3 separate regions of the Mus musculus genome follow, and regions 1 and 3 are each linked to region 2. Evidence: chromatin loops called from intact Hi-C (ENCODE). Cell type or tissue: left cerebral cortex. All regions are shown on one strand.

What was found. Hi-C counts contacts between places; a loop is a spot of excess contacts. Peaks named below come from ENCODE experiments on the same cell type or tissue, not always from the same donor. Only the 100,000 strongest peaks of a DNase experiment are listed, where the experiment ranks them.
Region 1: it touches region 2 in a loop (3-fold over the local background); 15 of 42 quality-filtered maps call a loop at or near these places.
Region 3: it touches region 2 in a loop (2.3-fold over the local background); 5 of 42 quality-filtered maps call a loop at or near these places.

Annotation. Positions count from the first base shown.
Region 1 is chr10:66,999,550-67,007,549 of GRCm38, reverse strand. Gm31763 (predicted gene, 31763) reads right to left here and starts at 2,475. Exons shown (of 7, transcript NR_110511.1): 1 at 2,421-2,475. RefSeq lists an enhancer at 2,203-5,632. In left cerebral cortex, no CTCF peak of the experiment used is centred here; DNase peaks (open chromatin) are centred at 3,459, 3,957, 4,698, 7,201 and 1 more place; H3K4me3 peaks cover 2,654 bases; H3K27ac peaks cover 2,599 bases.
Region 2 is chr10:67,092,892-67,100,891 of GRCm38, reverse strand. It overlaps Reep3 (receptor accessory protein 3), which reads left to right and starts at 3,904. Exons shown (of 8, transcript NM_178606.5): 1 at 3,904-4,102. The coding sequence starts at 4,071. It also overlaps a transcript of Jmjd1c not described here. In left cerebral cortex, a CTCF peak has its summit at 3,325; DNase peaks (open chromatin) are centred at 2,948, 3,481, 3,776, 4,502 and 4 more places; H3K4me3 peaks cover 4,132 bases; H3K27ac peaks cover 2,635 bases.
Region 3 is chr10:67,021,585-67,029,584 of GRCm38, reverse strand. Reep3 (receptor accessory protein 3) reads left to right here. Exons shown (of 8, transcript NM_178606.5): 6 at 7,692-7,836. Gm31763 (predicted gene, 31763) reads right to left here. Exons shown (of 7, transcript NR_110511.1): 2 at 6,096-6,188. Among named protein-coding and RNA genes, the nearest start is that of Gm31763, 21 kb to the right of the region's middle. In left cerebral cortex, a CTCF peak has its summit at 3,389; DNase peaks (open chromatin) are centred at 102, 3,426, 3,873 and 6,253; H3K27ac peaks cover 660 bases.

The sequences.
Region 1 (8,000 bases), 93 kb after region 2:
CCAGGACTGCACATTTTGTTATTTTATGCTATGATGGTATTCTGTTGTTTTATGCTAATCAAGTTATCGTCACTTTCCATGCATCCAGTAGCATGCATTGGTTGTCCAGTTTGTACAATAGTATGGCTATGTCAGAGCCTGCATCCATGAAGACAGAATAACAGTTTAAAGGAATTCTTGCTGGGAAAGGATGAATTCACTGTTATCAAATCAATGTCTACACTATTCTAGGATTTTTTGTAGATCCTTGAATAATTCATTTGATTCTCTTGGAACAGATTTTTAAAGCAATACTCGGGTCCCTTCTTGTCTTTACCTTTTTTGGGGGTGGGGGTGGGGGAGGGGAACTAAGACAAGGTTTCTCTGGTATCTTTGCCTGTCCTAGAACTCTCTCTGTAGACCAGACTGGCCTTGAACTCCAAGGGATGAATCTGTTTGCCTCTGCCTTCTGAGTGCTGAGATTAAAGGCATGTGCTACCAAGTTATAAGGCTTTACTTTTCCCTCTTAACCTCTAGCACAGCGGTGTGCCTTTTGGCTCCAGAGCATATTCCAAATCTGAGCATCTCACTCAGCTCTCCACAACTTCCTAATTCAGGCCAGCCTCCCCTCTCACTGAGAAGGATCTGTGTGTGTCTGTGTATCTCTGTGTGTGTTTGCGCGCGCGCGCGTGCGCGTGTGTGTGTGTGTGTGTGTCTCTGTGCCTGTGTGTGTCTGTAGCTTATAAGAATCTGTCCTCTCTACCATTTGGTTGCTGACACTAGGACTCTGGTCCTTAGGCTCAGAGACAATAACATTTACTTACTGAGCCATCTCCGGATTTCCCTCCAGTCCTGGAACAGAAGAAATATCACTACATTTTTAGTAACTTTGCAGATTTTCACCATGACCTTCAATGGTCAAGTCCTCTGGTATAGTGAATTTCATGTTTTCAACTGACTCCTTTGGAGAATACTAACAGAGAAGGCTGGGGAGAGAGGAGGCGAAGATCAGGGATAGGCTTGGGGTGCGGGTGGGGAAGAGAGTGTATTTCCTTCCAACTGCCAGGGTCTAGAGAAGAGGAGTGGATGTGGATGGATGATCTTCTACTGTGATGCACCTTCTCAAACTACATCAGGCCAGGCCTAACTTACATGACGTCAAACCTGAGGGATGAAGAGGGTCATGGTTCTACCAGCAATCATTAGTAGGTACTCTGGATTAACTAGAGTTCACCAGAAAAACACTAGCATTAGAGGAAGGAAGGAAGGAAGGAAGGAAGGGAGGGAGGGAGGGAGGGAGGAAGGGAGGGAGGGAGTACATGATAGATAGATAGATAGATAGATAGATAGATAGATAGATAGATATCATTTATACACATAGATTATAAGTAATTGGCTAACCTGATTCTAGAGGATGACAAGATCAAACTTCACAAGGCAGCTTAGTGGGCTGGAGGGCAATGGAAGAGTTAATTCTTTGGAGATCAGGTACATGGTGCTGACCACAGTCCCTTTTCTTCTGATTCGGATGAGGCCCACCCACATTATGGAGTATAATCTGAGCGTCTATTCATTCATGATGTCATCTTGAAAATGAGGATTAAAGCCAGGAGTAGCTGTGCATGGTTTTTTTTTTTAAAGATTGATCGATTTATTTATTTTATATGAGTACACTGTCACCCCCCTCACATACACCAGATGGGGGCATCAAATCCCATTACCGATGGTTGTGAGCCACCATGTGGTTGCTGGGAATTGAACTCAGGACCTCTGGAAGAGCAGTCAGCACTCCTAACCACTGAGTCATCTCTCCAGCCCCTGTGCATGCTTTTAATCCCAGCACTCAATATGCACAAACAGGTGGATCTTTCTGAGTTCCAGGCAAACCTGGTCTATGTGGTGAGTCCAAGGCTAGCTTACTGAGACCCCGCCTCTTAAAAAAACAAAAAAAGGAGGAGGGGAAGAAGAGGAAGAGAAGAGATGGACAGAAAGAGAAGGGATACTGTATCAGTTAAATCAGTAGAATGGCCTAGCCAAGTTGACATATGTACAGTAGCTGTCTCAATATTCTTAAAAATTAAATTTTCAAAGGAACTCCACCTCAAAATAAAGCCATTTTCACTGTCTTTTTATGTAGAAACTTCACGTCTTAGCTCTTGTTATCTTACAACGAAGATGCTGTAGCTTATGTGGGAAAAGAACAACTACACCCCGGCTTCAGATGCCCCTTTGTGTTTCTTGCTGACCATGTACCATCCTTACTTAACAAACCAACCAACCAGCCAACCCAGAGAATAATTCCCACGTCGTATTGTTGGGAACTCGGGACTTTGGTTCATTTCATTATACTTCGGGAATGGCAATACTGAAAAAAGAAAAGGCTAACCTAGAAATGCTTTTATAAATACCCCCGAAGTTTCCGATGTTCATCGGAGGATTACCTGGAATCAGCTGTTGTGTTCATTGATCTGGCTTTTAGCTTCAGAGAAGAGAGAGAAGATGCTTTTAAACTGAATAGGAAAAATAAATCGCCCATCCATTATTGGCTGAGACCAAACAGGAAGCGTTTGAAGAGAGGATGTGGCTACTGAGAGAAGCAGCCCCCTCAGGAAGGGCTTTCCTTCCTCCTAGCCCTCCCACCAGCCTCCAGTTCCTGGCCTCTCCCACTTCAAACTGCACCTTATAAACCCTTTTATGTGCTCCGTTCCCGACACCAAAAATTCCTGGTGTTCCTCCATACTGGGTTTCAACTAATAAAATACACACGCAAACGGTGCGACACCGTTTCACACAGGGGATTAATTTTACTCAGTCTTTAAATTGAAACTACAGTTGGGACGTACCGCAGACGACAGTTTCCATATGCTCTGTTCTAGGAAAGTAGAGCTGTGTTATTTATAGTTTACAACATGCTGTATAAAATTAAAGCTAGCAAAGAGGCTCCCAGGCAGGGAGATTTAGACAAAGACAGGAAGGCAATGTGCCCCATTTTGCAATCTTCTGAGAACCGGCACAAAAGTTTAATACTTACCCTTAAGCAATGCACAGAGGTATTGTGTTTACTTTAGAAAAACGTGTAAGGATGCTCAAAAGAGTAAGAAGGGGGAAATGTTAACGGAGGTGGGGGGGGACTGTTTCAGAAAAGCGAGGCTGAATAATTGTCGGTAAGGGTTGATCTTTCACAAGTGCGGAGTAAAGTCACATGACAGCAGGTTGATCTTTGACCCAACTGTCTCCAAGCACGTCTGACAGCAGCGAGGAATAATTGCTTCCTCATTTAGATTAGACAATGTGCTCTCTGCAAGCCCGCACTCCTCTAAATAGATTGGAGGGAGTAATTGAAGAAAGTTATACTGGGAAGCAGAGTGACCGATTCCTCCTGGTGTGAGCGCAGAGAGCCTCGGTAACCCCTTCAGCCCGGCCTTCATCCTGTTCCTATTTAGGGAACCCGCAGGGCAGCGGTGCTGAGTGCCTGCAGGCTAGCTGCCTTTATTGTTTAGACTTGGGGGGAAGGTCACATGCCCTCTTTGACAGAGAGGTTTATAGACTCTCTCTAATTAGCTGCACCCTCCACCCGACAGACAGTTGGCCACCTTCCAAGAGCGGGGATTTGGTAGCGGCCACTGCTGAAGGAGAAAACAAGGTTATTTACCCCTACGACTGTAGCTCCTGGCTCACCCTTTACACTCAGACACGTTTGCCTTTGTTCCAACTTGCGTTCAGAATTCTGAGTTAGGGCGTGGAGGGAAGTGTGGCTATCTCTTTAGTGCTACACAACACATATGTTGGCTTTAGACCCCTCTCACTGTTCCAAGGCGTCATACAAAAAGAAGGGTAACAGAGCCGTGCTTGTGCATGTCCACCCACCAGCTCTAAAAAGGAAGTTAAATTCGCAATATCTATAAAATAACGACAGTTGTACGTTGGGGGCAGTTGGAAGTCCCAACAGTAAAACGTGATTGGGTTTAGCTATTACTGGAGTGCCCAGAATATATTTGGTTTGTCCTGTTCTGTCGATTCTGCAGGGTGGTAGATTAAGCCTAAAGAAATGCTCAGGGGCTGATTCAAACCAGATGCTCCAGGACGCAGCCCGGCGTTAGGCAAGGCTGCCCCCTCGGCGGTCCGCCAGCGCAACCGAACCCGCTTGCTTGGTCTCCACCAGATACCTCGGCCATAAAAAGCTTTCAAGTCCCCATTGTTATTCCAAGCACATTCCAGGGGGATTGAATCACAGCCCTCAACAGGACTTTCTCCCGGCTTGAACTGCCAGTTTAGGGTGGATCAGATCCCCAACTTCAAATGTGGAATCTACTTCGGGTCAAAGATTCTTTAGGGAAAACCCCCAGAGAAAAACCCTGCTCCCCTCTACCCACCCATATGGGACTGTCTGGGGCCCAGCTGGAGTCCCAGTGCAAGATCCAGGGGTCGTCAGATGAAAATACTGGATTTATCTTATAGGAATAAGTTTCCTGTGCAGGTTTGAGACGCGCCAAGGGGTTGGACTGGAAATTTCTACGTTAGACGGAACGTGCGAGAAAGCCAGTAGGTCCATGCTGGGAGCTGGACTTGAGATTCCCCTGGTTTTAAAGTCAGTTCACAAGGAAAAGTCTCAGCCCCTCCCACGTGTCCACCCAGACTCGTGGGGCCGCCAGTCTAGGACCGGGAGCGCGCACAGCTGGCGGCCGGCAAGCCACAACTGGAGTGCTAACCTCCACACCCAGATGTTCCAGGACGGGGGCGGGGCTCCCGCAGAGGCAGTCCCTCCCTTTCGCAGCCCGGCTCCAGATGCCAGAGGCGATGGGCATTCCACCTCAGGGAGCGAGCTGGATCTGTCGGGGTAACTGGAGCTTTCCTGGGGACGTTAGGATAATGGCGTCCTGCCAGTAGGCTGCAATCGTGATAAACCCACTGCGTGGGAGTTAACAATCCTGGATCCCCAGGAGGTAATGGCAGAAGGAGGGAACCCTGGAGAAGAAACTAGGGGGAAAGCACGCTGTTGGTGGGTTGTGACTAGAGCGGAGTCTCCCCTCTACTTTGCCCTCTGTTCCTGTTTCGAATGCAGACCTTTCTAGTCCGGGTTGTCCACTGCTCCTTCTGGTCCCTCTTCCATCACCCAAAGTGGGAGGAGCTACAAGTACCCTCTCCTTTTTCTCCAAAACTTGAACGTGTCTGGAGAAGTGTGCCCTGCGAAGGAGGCCTTTCCCCTGTAATGTGAGCAGTTTTGGCGACCTGCTCAGCAAACTGCATTTGCCAAGGATTCAAGGCTGGCTGTTCCAGAGAGCCTGCGTCTGTTGGATGGTCCGATAAGAACTTATCATTTCCATTCAACTTGTTTAAGCTGCCCTTCATAAAGTTGTCCTCGGATTATTTTAAGGTTTTCATAACATCCCTGGTCATAACAACCAGAAGATCAGAGCCCCGAGGGATAGGAGTGGATATCATAATGGCAAAAAACGAAATCACAACCATGATGATAAAGGGTGGTCCTTTTTTCTTCAGACAGACGATGGCAGTCTTAAGGCCAGGCCTTCCCTCAACCCCCACCCCTTCAGGGAAACTCAAATAAATAGGCCCTGTCACCTCACCTGTTCACTGATACTAAACACTGATACTCAACTAATACTAAAACAATCCTTAGTGTGCCCTCTCCCAAGCCACCCTGGCTTCTCTGAGACTAAGAAACCATATGGAATTGGTGAGGAGCTGGCTATGTGACTTAGTTGGTAGAACGCTTAGCTAGCTAGCATCCATGAAGCCCTAAGGTCTGTGCGTCGAACTATATAATCCCAACTTGGTGGCACAAGCCTGTAACCTCAGCACATCCTAGACAGAGGCAGGAGGATCAGTTCAAATCATTCCTGGCTACATAGATAATTCCTGGCCATTACAGTGGGTCGAGGATGGGAATAAGGAAACACATTTGATGGTACTTAAATTTCATTAAAAACAACAACAACAACAACAATAATTTAGTATCTTTTATGTGTGTGTGTGTAGTTAGGGCCCCAGCTGTACCTTGGGTTCCGGGAATGTGGGAAGCCACATGTGCCGTCGCAAGGTGGCGCTGGCTACTGCTGGCCACCATGCGTAAGTTTGGGCAAACAACCAATGTGTACATATGCAGTAAAGTTTTTTGCCAAGACACTGCCTTGCCCGGGCATGATAATGAGGTTCTGTAAGTATAGCCAATCAGATGTGAGACATGCAAATGAGGTATGTTAATGAGGTTCTGTGAGGTACTGAGAGAGTAACCAATCAGATGAGGAACATGCAAATGAGGTATAGTGCATAACCAATCCGGGTGTGAGACACGCCTCTCCTAGGTCTATATAAGCAACACCAGTTCTGGGCTCAGGGTCTCTTCTCCTCTGCAATCAAGCTCTCCCAATAAACGTGTGCAGAAGGATCCTGTTGCAGCGTCGTTCTTGCTGGCGAGCCAGGACGTGTGCAAGACAGGAACTCAGGCTATTGGGCTTTTGTTTAGCCAGCCCTAACTTTACCCTCTTGGTGACTTTATAGCTTGAAGGTTTTTCCTTTGTTTTTTGTTGTTATTGTTGTTGTTGTTTTCAAGACAGGGTTACTGTGGGTAGCTCTAGCTTTCCTAGAATTTGCTCTGAGGACCAGGGTGACCTCACACTCAGAGATCTGCCTCCCAAGTACTGGGATGAAAGGACTATGCCACCACCACCCAAATTATAACTTGAGGATTTTTAGATGTCGTTCCTATGTGACTAATGTTTTCATATCCTTCCAGACCATCTCATTTTTAGCACCAAGCACAATCTTTTTTTTTTTTTCAGCTATTTCCAATCTAGTGTGTATGCTTAACACTAAATTCTGTTTAGGCTAAAATATCCTAAACTGTGAAAAAGAGAAAAACAAAAGGTGCCAGATTTTCCAGGAGATCACCACCACTTGATGCCAAGTGAACAAAAGATGCTTCTTACGTTTTAGTTTTGAGAGCTTGTCTTGGCCAGAGTCTCTGTAACACAATATTGTTGTCTGGTAGTTGAATGCTGGCTCCACAAAAAAATATAAATAAATAAATAGCACCATTTTTCCTAAACCTATGTGCCAGGTCATCTCCAGAGCCTGGGGAGTGGGGCCAAATAATCTCAGGAACATTTTCTAGCTCTGTGTTGCTGTGACTTTGCATAGCAATAGCTCAGAAGCAAGAGGTTCCAGATTTAGCTCTGAGTCCATCACGTGCCAGCTACTCTTGAGTCCGTAGCATTCTTCACAGAGGTTTCTGTTTAGGTTCAACCAGAATAAAATCGGCTTGACCTCCGGCAAGGCGTCTCCCCTCTTCTCATTCTTTCTAAGACAGGAATCACTGTAGCCCAGGCTGTCTGTGCACTTGCAATCTATCTAGTTTGAACTTTTGCTGTCTCTGCCTCTACCCCAGGGGCCCTGTAAGTACAGATGAATGTGGTTCTGGGCATCCACTCCAGATCCTCCTGTAGGCTAAGCAAAAGTGATTAACAGGTGAAATGGAAAAAAAAAAAGATGAATACAGGAAACCAGCTGGAAACAAAACTACAACCTCAAGCTAGCCCTGGGGCCTGAGGTTAATCAACATATGAGACCTTAAGCAAACAAACAACTGGTCCAGGCACATGGGCCACACACCTTTGGTCCCAGCACTTAGGAGACAGGCAGAGGCAACCCAATCTCTATGATTTTGAGGCCAGCCTGCTCTACATAGTAAGTTTCAGGACACTCAGGACTAAATAGAGAGACAAGGTTTAAAATAATAATAATAATAATAATAATAACAACAACAACAATAACAATAACATTATTATTATCATCATTATTATTTCTGTGCCAGAGATGCACACCTTCAATCTCATAATTTAGGAGGTACAGGCAGGCAGGCAGATCTCTGTGAGTTCAAGGTCAACTTGGTCTACATATTGAGTTCTAGGATGGCCAGCGCTACGCAGTGAGACTCTGTCTCTAATCTTTTTGCAGTCTTCATTTAGTTATAAAAGCATCATAAATTCATCCAAAAGGGCTGG
Region 2 (8,000 bases):
AGAGGCAAGCGAGCGGGGGTTCATCTGGGCAGAGAGAGTCTCTTCTCCCAAGCCTGCCTCCCTCTCTCTCTCTCTCTCTCTCTCTCTCTCTCTCTCTCTCTACCACTACTCTCTAAGTCACTATTAAGGTAATTTGGTAATTTTAGCCTTCTTACAGATGAAAGTCTTTTCAATTATTTAAAAATACTTCCCTATTAGAAATGGGAAGGTGACCCAGTATTCAGTCTCATTAGCATACTCATTAATAATTACAAGACTTGTGATACTATCTCCTTACCCTGTAATTCTGCTCTACACCTGGGGCGGCTCTCTTTCGCTGCCTCAGGTACTTTCCTACTCTCTATTGATTTGCTAATAAGCGAGCTCCTTTAACATGCAAAAAGCTGTACATTCCACTATCTCCTAGGACAACTAGAGGAGGAAGTGGTAGCGAGAGTGAGACTTTTAAATGAGTCCTAAAGCCCTTTACATTTGATCACCACCCATTAACATAGTCATTCAAAACAAAACTAGCAGTGACTCACCATTCATCTCATTACGAGGAAGAGCAAGAGGTCTCCAGAGAAAACGTCCTCCAGCCTACCTACACTGCTTCCCACCAAGGCTGAGCTCAATATCCACAGTGGTCCTGGCACAGCACCATGAAGGATGCACTGCACACACAGCATACAAACACTGATGAAATGTATAAACAAACAAAGCTTTAAATATTTCCCTAGCTTCTATGTGGAATGAGAGGAAGCATGCCAAGTAAGGCCACATTATAAAAGCTACTCGAGTAGGCTCAGTGGTTAAAGGTGATTGCTGCTCAACCATGAAGGCCAGAGTTCCAACCCCAGCAACCCCACCCCACCCACATCACTGCCCAGCCCCATAAGCTGGACTTGGTTATCCATGTTCTTTTTTTTTTTTAAAGATTTATTTATTATATGTAAGTACACTGTAGCTGTCTTCAGACAGTCCAGAAGAGGGTGTCAGATCTCATTACAGATGGTTATGAACCACCATGTGGTGGCTGGGATTTGAATTCAGGACCTTTGGAAGAACAGTCAGTGCTCTTAACTGCTGAGCCATCTCTCCAGCCCCTGTTCTTATAATAACCCCAGTGTGTGGGGTGAGGGGCAGAGTCGGGAGAGTTAGTTGGGTTTGCAGGGTACCAGCCTAGCTGAAAACATGAATTCTCCAAGGTCAGAGTAACCCTACCTCCAAGGAATAAGGCAGAGCAGCAGAGGATAGGATATGCCTGACACCCTCTGGCCTTCATTTGGTGCAAGGAGCACAGGCAACTGTGTGCGCGTGCGTGCACACACACACACACACACACACACACACACACACACACTGCTGAGCAGAAGATACCGTATTCCCTTTTCTCACATAAGGCTATAGCATCATCTTACACACTGAAGCATATATCTAATAGCCATCAATTAGCAGATCTCAAGTATCTGAGGTCCAGTAACAAACAGCAAGCAGCCACCTCTAAAAGCTGGGCGCTTTCCACAAGAGGCTCCTCCTAGGATTGACCGACTCTTATGTAGGTCAATAGTTCTCAGCCGTATCAGTTTCCGAGTGGCCCTCCGGTTAACACGCTGCCATAATGAGACGCACCGAGCAACCCCCTTGTACAGGCAACTCCAAACAAATCCATCTATCTAGATAAACCAGTAAAGTGGAAAGGGGAAATAAAAATAAGTTACACAAAGGCCCGTCAGCATATGGATGCTGGGACAAAATGATTAGGAACTGGACGTGACTGCCTTGCAAACCTGCTGAGGACTCCATGTGACACAACTATCAAAAACGTCTAATCAAGTGGTGAACACAACCTTCCCTTCTCGTTTACACAACAGGAGTGTGCAGAGACAGAGACAAGAAACTTCAGTCACGGTTAAAACTGTGACTTTATAAAGTGGAAATTTCAGGCTCTGACGATGACAAATATCACAGGAATGACAAGCATGATCTTCCTAAACCAGGAAGGACACAGGAACAGTCTTTGTTCAGGATGTCCCCCACACAGCACAGAGTGCAGCATCCCCAGACCCATCCCCACCTGCTTGCTAGTGGTTAATGCCAGTCACAACAACGAAGAAAAGCAGCTTGCTAATTTTTAATTTTCCCCCTGGACTAACCAACTCACACCCAACTCAGGTATGACTCAAAAGTACTGGAGTTCAGCTCCATTACCTATGAACCATGGGGATCACTGGCTACAGAGTTAAGTTCTCTAAACCTCCGTTTCCATGGTACCAAGGAGAATCAACACTCCAGGGCTGTCTGGGGCGGCAGGATGACTCAACAACACTGTAGCAACCCAGGGTAGGTAGGTGGTTTACAACCCGTGGCTTTTTGAAATAGGAACAAGGGGGCTGTGTCCTGCAAACAATAACAAGAGCCATCACCTCTGCAAAACAGGCAGAAGAGACTAAATGCGGAGGGGTGAAAGGAGTCCAGAAACTTAAGGGATAAATTATGAGGGAGGGTGGGGGGCAGGGAATTGGGGGGGGGGGATTTAAGAGGTCAGAAAGGTAGAGAATGGGAAATAAAGCATCCAAGAAAAAGATGCAATTCAGTCAAGGGCACGAAAACACACCTTAGCTCAGGAAAGAGAGGAGGGGAAAGATATGTTAAGGATGAGGAACGAAAGGCTGTAAATAAAGACATTACAAGACCGCTCTGCCCATGGAAGGACATGAAAGGACAAGGAAGGTATGTGCCAGAAAAACTGCTGCTTAGAGGGCAAGCACATCTCCCCAGTAACGCTGAACAATGGTCAAACTAAATAAACCAGGACAAACGCAATCACCGCAGCCCCTGAAATAAAAACACACATTCTTAATGTAAATAAGCAAAAAAAAAAAAAAAAAAAGGAACGGAAGAGCAGAAAGCAGCGGAGGACTTCTCTTCCTGGTTCTGTGGAAGGAAACCCCGCAGGCCTCCACCTCCTCCACAGTGCTGGGATCACAAGAGCTCACCACCATCCCTCCCCTGCTGCTTTCTTTCATGGCCAAAATTCTTCTTAATTTATAGGCCTCATGAACTACAAGGCACTCATGGTAACCTATCCCTGTCCCTTGATACCATCCCAGGCAAATCCGACTCCTTCCTAAACACATTAATTAGCAATACCTTACATCATCCTTGAAAAGCAGGAGGTAAGCAAGAGTATTATTAGCCTCTTTTTATTATGGGGAAACTGGGGAACAAAAAGATTAAATTACAGTACGTCCCAAAATGAGCCATCATATTTTCTAGGACTTTAATTAAAGGCTCCAAACACCACATTACAGACATTATTCTTTCTAGCTTAGAGAACTTTTACTATTGCTTCCACCAGGGGACCAAGAAAAAAAAACACCTACAGTAACTTAAAAGGTCAGCTTAAAATTTTGGACAGTGTTAAGAGGTAACACACACGCGCGCGCGCGTGACGGAAAAAAAAAATAAGGACACTTGTAAACAGCACCACGGGTCGGAAATCCTGGGTCCACGTTTTAGGCTGTGGGGCAGGCAAGACAGACAGGAGTTGGCTGACGCTGATGGAAAAGGTGCCCCAAGGGGCCCAGAACAGCCTCGCCATCCCTGCAAACCCATCACTCCAAACGTGACCCCCGACGCTCTCCCTTGGCCCCTGCATTGCACCACGAGCCTCGCCGTGCCAACCCAGGCCTGTGGTAGGCCCTGGCTGCCGAGCCTCGGTGAGCACCGGAGCCGCACCTAGCCAGACACTTCACAATCCCGGCTTCCCCCGCCCCCGGCCTCGGCTCCCACGCGCTCTCACCGCCCGCCCGGAGTCCCCCGGCCCGGGGAAGCGAGGTGACCGCGCAGCTCGGTGGAGCGCAGCGCCCGCGGGGTCCCGGAGCCGCCGCCTATCAGCGGAGCGCAGGGGCGGGGCCGGCAGGGCCGGCGGGGCCGCGGGCGGGGGCGGACGGGCGGGGGACCGGGCTCCGGGCGGCTCCGGGCACCGCGCGCACACACCGGGCCGGCTCCCGAGGGCGCCAGCGCGGCCCCGGGGAGCGCGAGCGGGGAGCGCGCGGCCTGCGGTCAGCGGCCCATCGGCCGAAAAGATGGTGTCCTGGATGATCTCCCGAGCCGTGGTGTAAGTACGGGCGGGGAAGACGCTTGGGGCCCGGTTGCCGGAGCCAAGCTCACGGGCCGCGGCCTGCTCACCCGTGTCCCAGTCGCTGCGGGGCTCCGGGGCGGCGGCGGCGTTGGGAGCAGCAGGGCGCGGGCGAACGGACTGGCAGGCGGTGGGCTCTGCTCCGTGGAGCCGCTCCCCGGCGCGCGGCGGGCTCTGCTCGGCTTCTCCTCGGCCTCCCCTCCGCTCCTCGGCTACGCGGCAGGCGCTGCTCCGCTCCTCGGCTCCTCCGCTGCCCGGCGCTGCGCGCGGCGGGCTCTGCTCGGCTCCGCGGCGCGCTCCCGGCTGCGGCTCCCGCTCCCGCGGCCCGCGCTGCGCGGCACCGCCCTGCGCAGGCTCCGCCGACGCTGAGCGCGGGAGGCCGGCGGGACTCCGGATGCGCCCGAGCCTTTGTCACCAGGTCTACCGCGTTGCGGTGTCTGTCCGCGGCGCACGCCGCTTGGTCACGTGTAGGAGGAGGAGAGATCGGTGTCAGAGCCCGGGCTGCAGAGTCTTGCTCAGGGGTCCCGAGGTGACCTGGGAAAGAGCCTGCGCTAGAAAGGTCGGGCAAACGCTGACCGTGGAGGGCCGTGGGTGGGAAGAAATGTTTGCAATGGAGAAGGCGCAGGTGCCAGTCCCCTTTGTTCGGGTCATCTCCTCAGTTCACTGATTGTGATACAAACGAGAGCTGCGGATGGGGAGAGGAGGGGGGAAAAGTTGAGATGTGTTGTTTAATCTGCAAAGGTATTTGAATACAAGTTAAACCGGTTCTCTTCCCATCTTTCACCTTACCCTGTGCGCTCTAAAGCAAAGTCACCAAATAAAGGGCCATAAATTAGGTAAAGCCTGGGGGCGGGAATTCATTATTCATGTAGCAGTAGTGTCATCTGAGTACCTTAATGAAATGTTTATATGAGGTTAACAGGCCTCGCTGATTAGCTTATAATTTGAAGGGAGAAAATGACATTACTTGGGCATTATTATTTTCACTACGGAGAAGGAGCTAATTTTTTTTTAACTTGCTTTTATTTCGTTTGGAAGTGAGCTAGGTAACCTAGTTTGCAATGCATTCAAAATTTGCTCTTTCATAAAATGTCCTTTAAAGCCTCTGAACTTCTTGTATTCATCTTAAAGCCACAAATAAATAAAGTTATGCCACGGGTGCCTTCAAATTATGTTTTGCCTCTTCCAAGGCAGTCTTCGGGTTTCCACATAATCCAGGCATACTTTCTTAACCTACCAGAAGTCCCTCCACTATTTTGGCCTAGCCCCTCAAATTAAATGCCCCATTAAAAAAACTGGGTTTGTCTTTTGATCTCTTAGACCATTTTCAATGATGGAAAATTATGGAACACCTTGAGTTTGCATTCATCAAATAAGATTTTTATTTTTTTAATTGGTGAAAGGAAGTATGTTTAGTGCTACGCTACCTCCAATACAAAGGTCAGTACCACGTAGGAGATCTTAATGGGACACACATTTCACATCCACAGATATCTACTGTACAGGTCAGAATGTCAGGTCTTATGAGGGTTATACCTGGTGTAATACCCAGTGTTAGACAAGGAAGAAATTATCTGTGGTTGGAGCGTCATCAAAGAAGGCAAAAGAGATTACGTTCATAATAGACCTTGAGGAATGAACCCGATCTAGACCGCCAAAGAGGAAGAAGGAAAAGATTTCTGATAGGTGGACTGGTGTAAACCAGAGCTGGGGTAGATTACAGAGTGAGAGCCAGAAAAGCAGGAAGAGAAAGAGAGGCCATTGTTTTATGAAGACTTTTATAATCCCAGAAACACTGAGTCCAGTACTGAAGGAAGGATGCGCTCCTGCTCGGTCAGCCTGTGGAGTTGAAGGTCTGGGGTGAAGGGGAAGCATGCAAATGTGACTTTTTTTTTTAAAGGTCATTAAAACATGTATTAATCAGGAGTCAAGAAATGTGTTTCGTGAACTTCGGGTCCAGCACATTTGTCGAGGAACATCTGTGTGTGTGTTTCCATCTGCGCTTGGGTTATCTCTAAATGTAAAAGCTGTCCTAATAGCTACACAAACCTAGATACTTGCTCCGCACTGTGAAATAGAATTTGTTTGTGTATCTCCTTCTTCACCTACTGAAATGCCCAGCTGGGCCTAAACAAGGTCAGACAGTTTCCTCAGCCCGAGCCTTTGGAGGTACCATCAAGGACAAGGGACCCTATCTAAACCTGAACTCCCAAGATTAAGGAGCAATTCTTTGCAGACCTTGAAGCATAACTCTGAGGACAAGAATGATACATTAGACTCAGACTCAGACTCCACTTAGTAGCTGTGTAGCCCCTCTGACTGTACTGAGCCCACCTGAGCTTAAGTTGCCTTTTTTTTTTTTAATTTATCGTTTTGGGTGGCCTTGGGGTAATGTGACAGAGGACAACCTGTGGGAGTCAGTTTGTTCCTTCCACCACGGGATTGGGTGAGCATAGGGACTTAGGCTTGACAAGCAAGCAGCGTCTCCTCATCTTCAATTGATTGTCACAACATCAACTTACTTAAAGCTCACAAGACCAATAAATGAGTGGTTTTTAATGGATTCCGTGTGTGAGCGTGGGGGGGGGGGGGGTGTCTGCCTGTACCTGGGTGTGCCTGAGTATATGTATGTGTACCACGCTTCTGCAGAAACCCTAAGAGGTCAGAATGTAATGTCAGATCCCATGAAACAGGAGATACAAGCAGTTGTGAGCTGCCATTTGAATCCTGGAACCAAAACCTGGGTCCTTGGCAGAAGTAAGTGCTATTAACCTCTGAACTAGTTCTCCAGGTGAGCAAATTTTAAGGAATGGTAACGTGAGCATACCTCATAATACTAAATTCATATACACTGCCCGTACCTCATATTCTGAAGGCACTGCTCACAGATTGAGGAAAGCCCACACACAAACACATCTTTCCCTAACTTTTCGTAGCTTCTGTGTTATAGCATTGTACACAAATCAAAACTCGAACCAGCTGGTCTGAATTTAAATATCAGTTCTACCACTGTGACTCGCCCCATAAGATAAGGCACATTCTCATATATAATGTCCACATGCAGCATCTAGTGGGTAGTAATTATTCCATAAGTGCCAGTAGCTGCTTTCAGAACAAAGAAGCACGGACTAGCCAAATACCTACATATTAAATTTTAGACTATATTTCATTTTCTTTTGTCCCCCCCTCTGAGCCTGTGTTTAGATATCAAAGTTATATATACAAAAGTTGTATACCATAATATTTTATAAGGAATGCTATAATTAATACAGGTGCAATTCTGCAGTGGGCATCTGTGGTGCTTTGAATTAAGCTTGACCCAGGGAGTAGCACTATTAGTAGTTGTGGCCTTGTTGGAGGAAGTATGTCACTGTGGGGGTGGGCTCTGAGGTTCTCCTCCTAGTTTCCGGTAGTCATTCATCTTCCTGTGGCCTTCAGAACAAGATGTAGAACTCTCAGCTAACCATATACCATGCCTGCCTGCATACTGTCACGCATCCAGCCTTGATGATAATGGATTGGACCTCTGACCTAGAGGTTCATCCTGTGGTATTTTGCTGAAAAAATGTGGCTGCTTTTTGCCTTTGTCTGAAGAGTCTGCCTGAGACTAAGTCTAAGGTAAAGAGAATCAACAACAAAGGAAATCTCAGAAAATCCCACCTCACAGAGACACACTTCTTCCAACAAGGTCACACATCCTAAAAGTATGACTCTCTGGGCCAAGCATATTCAAACCACCACAGCATCCTTCACAGACTTGCCTTGAGGAATTCCTTAGGAAAAGTACATGAGGAATATTTCTGAGTGAAACTTTATGTTTTCATGATCCTTGGCCTAAAACTGCAAAATTATTTACCAAAAAGTTATTCATGTCTTC
Region 3 (8,000 bases), 71 kb after region 2:
CCCGTGGCCTCATTACCAGGCATCTGTTCACAAGGTCGGTGCACAAGTTTATTTTGGCTGAGCGAAGCACAAATACATGAAGGACCTTCAAGGATTCTGCTGAGCATGCTCAACATCCCTGCCTACACGTGGGAGACGCAGGGGGCATTGATGTAGCTGACCGCCGTCCACCCGTGCAATCAAGGGCAGGTGAAGAGCAGAAGTGTTGGCCCCTTTGGCCAGCTCAGGATTCGCTCTTCTCGGTACACCTCTCTAAGAGACCAACCCCGGTTTTTATGTATGTAAATTAGAGCTCTGCAGTAAAATTGCTGAAGTCTAATTGGCTTTTTAAACCACTGCCAGTGGCGTCAAATCCCTGACCTCTTGCTATCTGTTTTAATGACTTTCTGTTTGTGAAAGGATTTTGAGATTTTTCAGCCATCAAGCCTCACCCTCTTTTCTGCAGGGGGTTGGGGGGTGTGGCAGGATTCAGCCTCTTTTCCTACCGTCCACAGAACAGTTTGGTGTAACAGATACCGCATTCTAGAACACTCAGTTTTGTTCTTGATTTTTTTTTTTCTTTTAAGTTTGGATTCTGCCACTTAACAGCCATGAGTGTATGCAATTGTATACAAATCATCTATACTGATAAGGATTAAATATTCTTCTTATCTATAAAAGGGTTGACATCTTTTATTTATTTTATTTTATTTATTTATTTATTTTTGGCTTTTTGGTTTTTCAAGACAGGGTTTTTCTGTGTAGCCCTGGCTCTCCTAGAACTCACTCTGTAGACCAGGCTGGCCTCGAACTCAGAAATCCGCCTGCCTCTGCCTCCCAAGTGCTGGGATTAAAGGTGTGTGCCACCACTGCCCGGCCTGGGTTGACATCTTATCTCTAAAACAGCTACATGTCCAGAATGGTAGCTCTCAACTGGACATAGTTTGTGGCCCCACCAACTCCACCACGGGACATTCTCCTCCATCACAAATGACAAGGATGTATTCCTGGTACCTCCATGGCAGAGGCCAGGGATGCAGCTTGCTGTCCTATGAGGCAGAAACACTGCAGAGACTTTCCAGCTCAAACGGGCTGACAGACCCTGCTTCAGAGGGGTGATGATGATTCCAGAAAAAGAATTAATTAAAAAGCATACACATGTATATAAGAATTTTGTCGCCCGGCATGGTGGCGCACTCCTTTAATCCCAGCACTCAGGAGGCAAAGGCAGGTGGATTTCTGAGCTCGAGGCCAGCCTGGTCTACAAAGTGAGGTCCAGGACAGCCAGGGCTATACAGAGAAACCCTGTCTCGAAAAACCAAAAAAAAAAAAAAAAAGAATTTTGTCTTTATAGAGTGACTATTTGTCAATAAATATATATCACCCTCTTCTTCAGAACACTAAGATATATCATTCACCAAATGTGAATACACTTGGGCTCATCCCTGGATTTCATCAGTTTAATTATTGATTGACTAGAGGGGAGATTTCCCCAATACTGAGAACTAAACTCTGCAGCTATTGAATGTAACACATATCACAGATAATGAGAAATTGAGCTGAATACCTGTCATAACGAATGGGGAGGCATAGACAGTAGAATAGAATCTAACGCACTGTGTGGCTAACCTAGAACTCAGGACCCTCCTGCCTCGGCTTCCTGAGTGCTGGGATTACAGGCGTGAGCTAGATGGGTATCTATACCTATAGTTTTGACATGAATAAGAACTAAAGTATTTTAGCTCTTATTGCTAGTGTGTGCAGTTACTGTGTGGACAGTGACACCTTCACCCCGATTGACTGGCAAGCTGTGTCCATGCTTACCCGCCCCACTTCAGAGTAACCTCGACTTCCTTATCCTTTTGTTTAACAGTTCACAAGCCACATAGAAGAAAAGGGTACAGTATTTAAGTAAAGCAGACATATCAGATAAATGATTATGATGTCTTAATTTGCCCTCAAAACAGAGACACTGAGCCAGAGAGATGGCTCAGCAGTTAAGAGTGTAGACTGCTAGCCGGGGTGGTGGTGCATGCCTTTAATCCCAACACTCAGGAGGCAGAGGCAGGCAGATTTCTGAGTTCGAGGCCAGCCTGGTCTACAAAGTGAGTTCCAGGACAGCCAGGGCTACACAGAGAAACCCTGTCTCGAAAAAAAAAAAAAACAACAACAACAAAAAAAAAACCAAAACAAAACCAAACCGAGTGCAGACTGCTCACTCCTGCAAAGGACCAAGAGTTCAGTTACTAGCACCACACTGGGCAGCTCACAACCTTCAGTCTCTACCTTCCAGAAGCGCCAACACACACATGCACAATACCAACCCAACCCCACCCCATCCCCAGGCCAACCCCACCCCACCCCCAGGCACCTGCACACTTTAAAAGGTAATTGTAAATCTTTTTAAGAGATATCTTTCTTTCTTTCTTTCTTTCTTTCTTTCTTTCTTTCTCTTTTCTTCTTCTTTTATCTTTATGTTATTTTATGAGACAACGTCGGACTGGCCTACTTGTATCACCCCAGTGCTGGGCTTAAGAGCCCCACCCCACCCCCCACTCGTGGTGCCTAGCTTTCTTTTTATGATAGGAGTGAGCCATTAGATACACAAACCATAGTGACAAATGGATCAGAAATTGTTATTGTGTAACCCGTTATTATAATCAAAACTTCATTAAGCCAGGGTGAGAAGGACATGTACCGACAAAGGTGTATGGAAATGCTGTGTAACAAAACCCCATTACTTGGTGTGCTAATTTTAAAACTAATTTTTTAAAATGTTTTTTAAACCTTTATTAAATAAGCCTACTAATTCATAATATTAAAGAAATAGTTTAAAGGAAAGAAATTCAGTCACGTGTCCCATCTGCATAAACATTATGCTGTCTTCATTTTTGCATATTTCCCCACGTACTGCAGGCTTGCGTTGCGACTACTTTATGGGTGTGATTGGGATTCTGGGGCAGGGAAGGTATAGCCACTACATATCGGGTGGCAAGCATGACTCCTGCACTGGTGGACCTTTGTGCTGTCGCTATGACACTGGAGGGAACAGGCTGGCCTTTGGCTGTGATTATTATGTAGTGACGCCTCTCCTCTGAAACAGCAACATTGAATAATTACGATGCATTGAATGCTTCTCAACTTCACAGTGCTACTTTTTTCTTTTCCCTCTGTTCTCATTTACCTGTGGTTCAGTCTATACAGTGGGAACTCCAACTTCCCCATGTAATAAAAACTGTTGGACCTTCTGATGGCCTAAAACCAACCAACGATTTATACCTCCTTTTTTTTCTTTTCTTTTTCCCCACCATCCTCTTTTTCCCCAAAGACTAGTCCCAGGCTGGCCTCGGAATTACTTCGTAGCTGAGGACGGCTGTAAAACTCCTGCCTCGCATCCTAATTGCTGGGACTGCAGACACACACCACCAGGCCCTGTTTATTCAGTGTTGGGAACGGAGCCCAGGGCTTTCTGCCTGCTCATGCTGAGCCAGCACTCTGACCAATTGAGCTACGCCCTTAGCCCCACTTTCTGCCTTTTCTGTACAGTAATTTAACTTCCTGGAAACCTAGATGTTGTTGATAAAGTCTAGGTACTGATAATAGGAGGGTGTGTAACTCAAAAGCTAGATTACAGTCCAGGCCTTAAGTGAGTCCCCAGATCCCAGAGTTGGGCCTGCTCTGAGTTTAAGCCTGAGGCTATAACCTCCTAGTAGGTGAATGGTGCTCCATTGAGATGCCTGGGAGACTCCAGTGTTTACACTGAAACCCTGCTGTCTATGAAGAACTCTTTAGCAATCACAACTGATAAGTTTCTGTGCCTGAGCAGTAGCAGCTTGGGGGAGGGGAGGATTATTTCACAACCTATTGCTAAAGGAAGTCCGGCCAGGAATTGAGGAAGGAACTGAAGCAGAGGCCATCGAGGGGGCGTATGACTTGCTTCCCATTGTTGGCTCAGCCTGCTGTCTCGTACAACTCCGGACCTCCTGCTAGACCCACCACTGTGGGCCGGTCCTTCCCATGTCAATCTTTAATCAAGAAAATGCACTACAAGCCGGGCATGGTGGCATACGCCTTTAATCCCAGCACTCGGGAGGCAGAGGCAGGTGGATTTCTGAGTTCGAGGCCAGCCTGGTCTACAAAGTGAGTTCCAGGACAGCCAGGGCTATACAGAGAAACCCTGTCTCGAAAAACCAAAAAAAAAAAAAAAAGAAAAGAAAAGAAAAAAGAAAATGTTCTACAGAGCTGTCTACGGGTAATACGGAGGTATTTCCTCAACTGAGGTTCCTCTGCCCAGATAACTCTGGGTTGTGTCTGAGGTTATGGGAGAAAAAAAGATAGGACTAAATTGAATAAATACTTAGTTTGCATGTTAATGACCTGTTCGATATAAGACCTTTCTAGATGCAGTAGTGCAGAAACCTAAGACTCAGCCCATCTTCTGGTTTCTTAACATCTTGCTCCGGTAGCAAACACATCCTCCAACAGTACTCTAGTTCATTTGTGAGGTAGGTGTTAGCTACTGAGCGCACCAGTCAGAAGCACCACAGCTGGCAACGGAACAATCCAGTCAATACTCGGGGGCCACTTTAGCTCATTAAAGTCAGCCCTAGAAATTGTACTCAGGGGACTGGAGAGGTGGCTGAGGTATTAAGAGCGCCAGCTGCTGTATTGTAAAGGACCCCAGGTTGCTTCCCAGCACCTACATGGTGGCTCACAACCCTCTATAATTCCCATTGCAGGGGCTCTGATACACCTTCTGGCCTCCACAGGCATGGCCTCCACACAGTACACAGACACAGACACAGACACAGATTCAGGCAAAGCACCCACACACGGAAGAGAAACAAGTAAATCTTAGGGATTGTACTCCAGGCCTTTGTTACCTTCTGGTAACAAAGTGTGCTCATTGGCTTCCTGAGCAGGGTTTGTATTGACTCACAAGCTAGAAGAGGTTTTAGTCCATCGCTGGTGGACACTGTTGCTTGGACCGTCGTCAAATCAGCATATGGTAATAGAGCAGTATGCTGGCCTCCTGACAGTGGGAAGGTTGGATCCCTAAGATCGCCTTCAAGGGCACATCAAATCATCTTTCACTGGTCACCAACTCTTGAGGGCCTGCCAATAGCTAGCTGTACAGGCTGGAGACATAGGCCTTTGAAGGAACATTGAAGACTCAAGCGATAACTCTGGGGACTACCCATGGTTAAGTATGGGATGGGTAAAAGCCATGAATTATTGAAAGAGGATTCACAGGAAGAGAAAGGCACGGAGAATGACAGCACTGAGGAGGGAAGGCATCTTTGAGATGGGCACAGGCACTTCCTTGCCCTATGTCTCCGAAGTGTCTCGCCCCCACCCTTCTGAGAAGTGAATGCTCTCTGGTCAAGAGAAAACAAATATGAGAAGCTGAATTTGTCAAGAATTGTTTCAAAGGTATTAACTGCATGTGCATGATAGAGGGGGGCACGTGTGTCAGAGGACGACTTTGGGGAGTGGATTGTCTCCTTCCCTTCTTACATGGGTTCTGGGGATTAAACTCAAGTTCCTAGGTTTGCCTGGATAGGACCTTTATCCACTGAACAATCTCATCAGCCCAAAAAGGATTTTTATGCATTTGTTTTTTTGAGATAGGGTCACGTTATGTAGCCCTGGCTGGACTGGAACTCTCTATGTAGACCAGGCTGACCTTGAACTCAGAGATCCACCTGCCTCTGCCTCCCACATGCTGGGATTAAGGGCATGGGCCACACCATACCTGACTCCAAAATAACAATTTTTAAATGTGTAAAATCCACTTATTTTCTTGAAGAAGTGGACTTTAAAGATTCTCTCTCTTTTTTTTTTAAGATAATTTTATTTATTTTGTGTAAGAGTGTTTTGCCTTTATGTAGGTATGTGCACCACATGAATGTTAGTTGCTGCCCAAGGAGGTCAGAAGAGGGTATCAGATCCCCTGGAATTGGAGTTACAGATGATCTACTATGTGGGTGCTCGGAACTGAACCTGGGTCCTCTACAAAAGCAATGAGTACTCTTAGCCACTGAGCTTTCTCTCCAGCTCCAACTTTCCACATTCTTCTTGCTACTCAGAGCACATGGTAGGAATACAGAGCTTACCTGGGGAGCAGGGACGGCATGTGGTTTGACATCGTGGGTTATCGGTAACCAGCCATACTGAGTCACGACGTCGTGGGAATTGAAGAGCTGTTTCTTCAGGGTTAAATACAAGTGGAAAGAAACACCCAAATGTTTGTAACACCTTTCACTTGGAAGTTTAGAGATGAACCCTGGTGGACGAGTTTCCATGGTAATGTTATAAGTAGAGGCAATCACACATTCACATGCCTGAGAAGAAATAATCAGTGTTAGAGCCTTGAGACGAGTATTTTTAGTCTAGCTATAAATAAAACAATGAATCATCCGTATGCTATGCAGATTTAAAGTGGGTAAATTAAGGAATTTTTTTTTATAGAGTTTCATACTTCAGGGAGGTATTTCTTAAAGGTTCAGAGAAATGTCCCCATGAAAGCACTACAGTGATGGGAACTGTCTAATGCTGTGTGTGTGACAGGGATGCTCTCTGCCATGGCCATGCTGGGATGCTCACTGTGATGGCCACACTGTTAACACTGCAGTCACAGACAGCTGCTAACATCTCTGCTGTGGCCAGTGCAAGGTGCAAGGGAAGAACTTGAGTTGTCAATTGGTTTCTTTTCGTTTTAAGATTTTATTTATTTTATGTATATGAGCAGACTGTAGCTGTCCTCAGACACACCGAAAGAGGACATTGGATCCCATTACAGATGGTTGTGAGTCACCATGTGGTTGCTGGGAATTGAACTCAGGACCTCTGGAAGAGCAGTCAGTGCTCCTAACCACTGAGCCAGCTCTCCAGCCCCTTCATTCGATTTCATTTTAATTAATTTACATTTAAATGTTTGCCTGTAAAAGAGCATTAACTGCTCTTCCAGAGGACCAGGTTCACTTCCCGACATCCACTTGGTGCGGCGTGGGTGACTGTACCTCCAGGTCTAGGCAATCAGATAGCCTCTTCTGGACTCTAAGGAAACTATACCATATAGTGTGCATACATACGCAGAGGCACACAAAGTAAAAATAAATAAGCCTTTTGTAAAGACAAAATGAAATACACCATGAGGAGTGATGAGTGTGCCTTGCTAGGTTATTCATTGTCTAAAGATGGCGGCATATGCAAACATCTTTGGCTCCTAACTTTCTCTACCTGGTTCTAGTTAGAACTACTACTGTTCCTGACACAGCCTTGTCCAAATCAGTGTCTTTCCTTTTACTCTTACTAACCCATGCTGAACTACAGCTCAGAACTACAGATGCTATTTTCTCCAAAGTTAATCTCATTATACTTAAAAAAAAAAATCTTAAAGCTTAGCATAATGCTAAAATGCTTAGAATAAAATGTATAAATGTAATGGCATACTTTGAAATGTGTGAAAAAGCAAAATGAATTAGCGTTTATATAGATAATAGCTATGTCATAAAGAAAATATAAACAATTTGTGGTATTGAAAAAAATATAAACAATGCATGGTATTTGCGATAGAAGACTGCAGGAATGTTATTTATTTAGCAAAATGTTACTGTGTCTCACAGCAGAGAACTTGTAGAATAAATGTAAGCATACTAAATATTTGAAAGCATCTTTTTCTCAGACCTTATCACATCTCTATTGAGTAGAGCCAAGGAGCAATAACGGAGCGTCTGCGAAGTTTCAGCATGCATGATCTGACAGCTATCCAAGGGGATGAGCCCGTGGGACACAGACCCTACCAGACTTTGCCAGAAGCAAAGAGGAAAGGCAAACAAGCCACCGAGTCACCAGGTAGGCCTGTCTGTCGTGGTGCAAGGGAGCCTTTCATAACTGGGCGAAGGGTCAGGATGAACGCCAAAGAGTACAGGGTGCTGGACACAGAACTGGCTTTGCTTTGTTATCCACCGTTGTTGACGCAGAGGATCAAGTCACCTGCGCTGGTCTCAGGCTTGCTG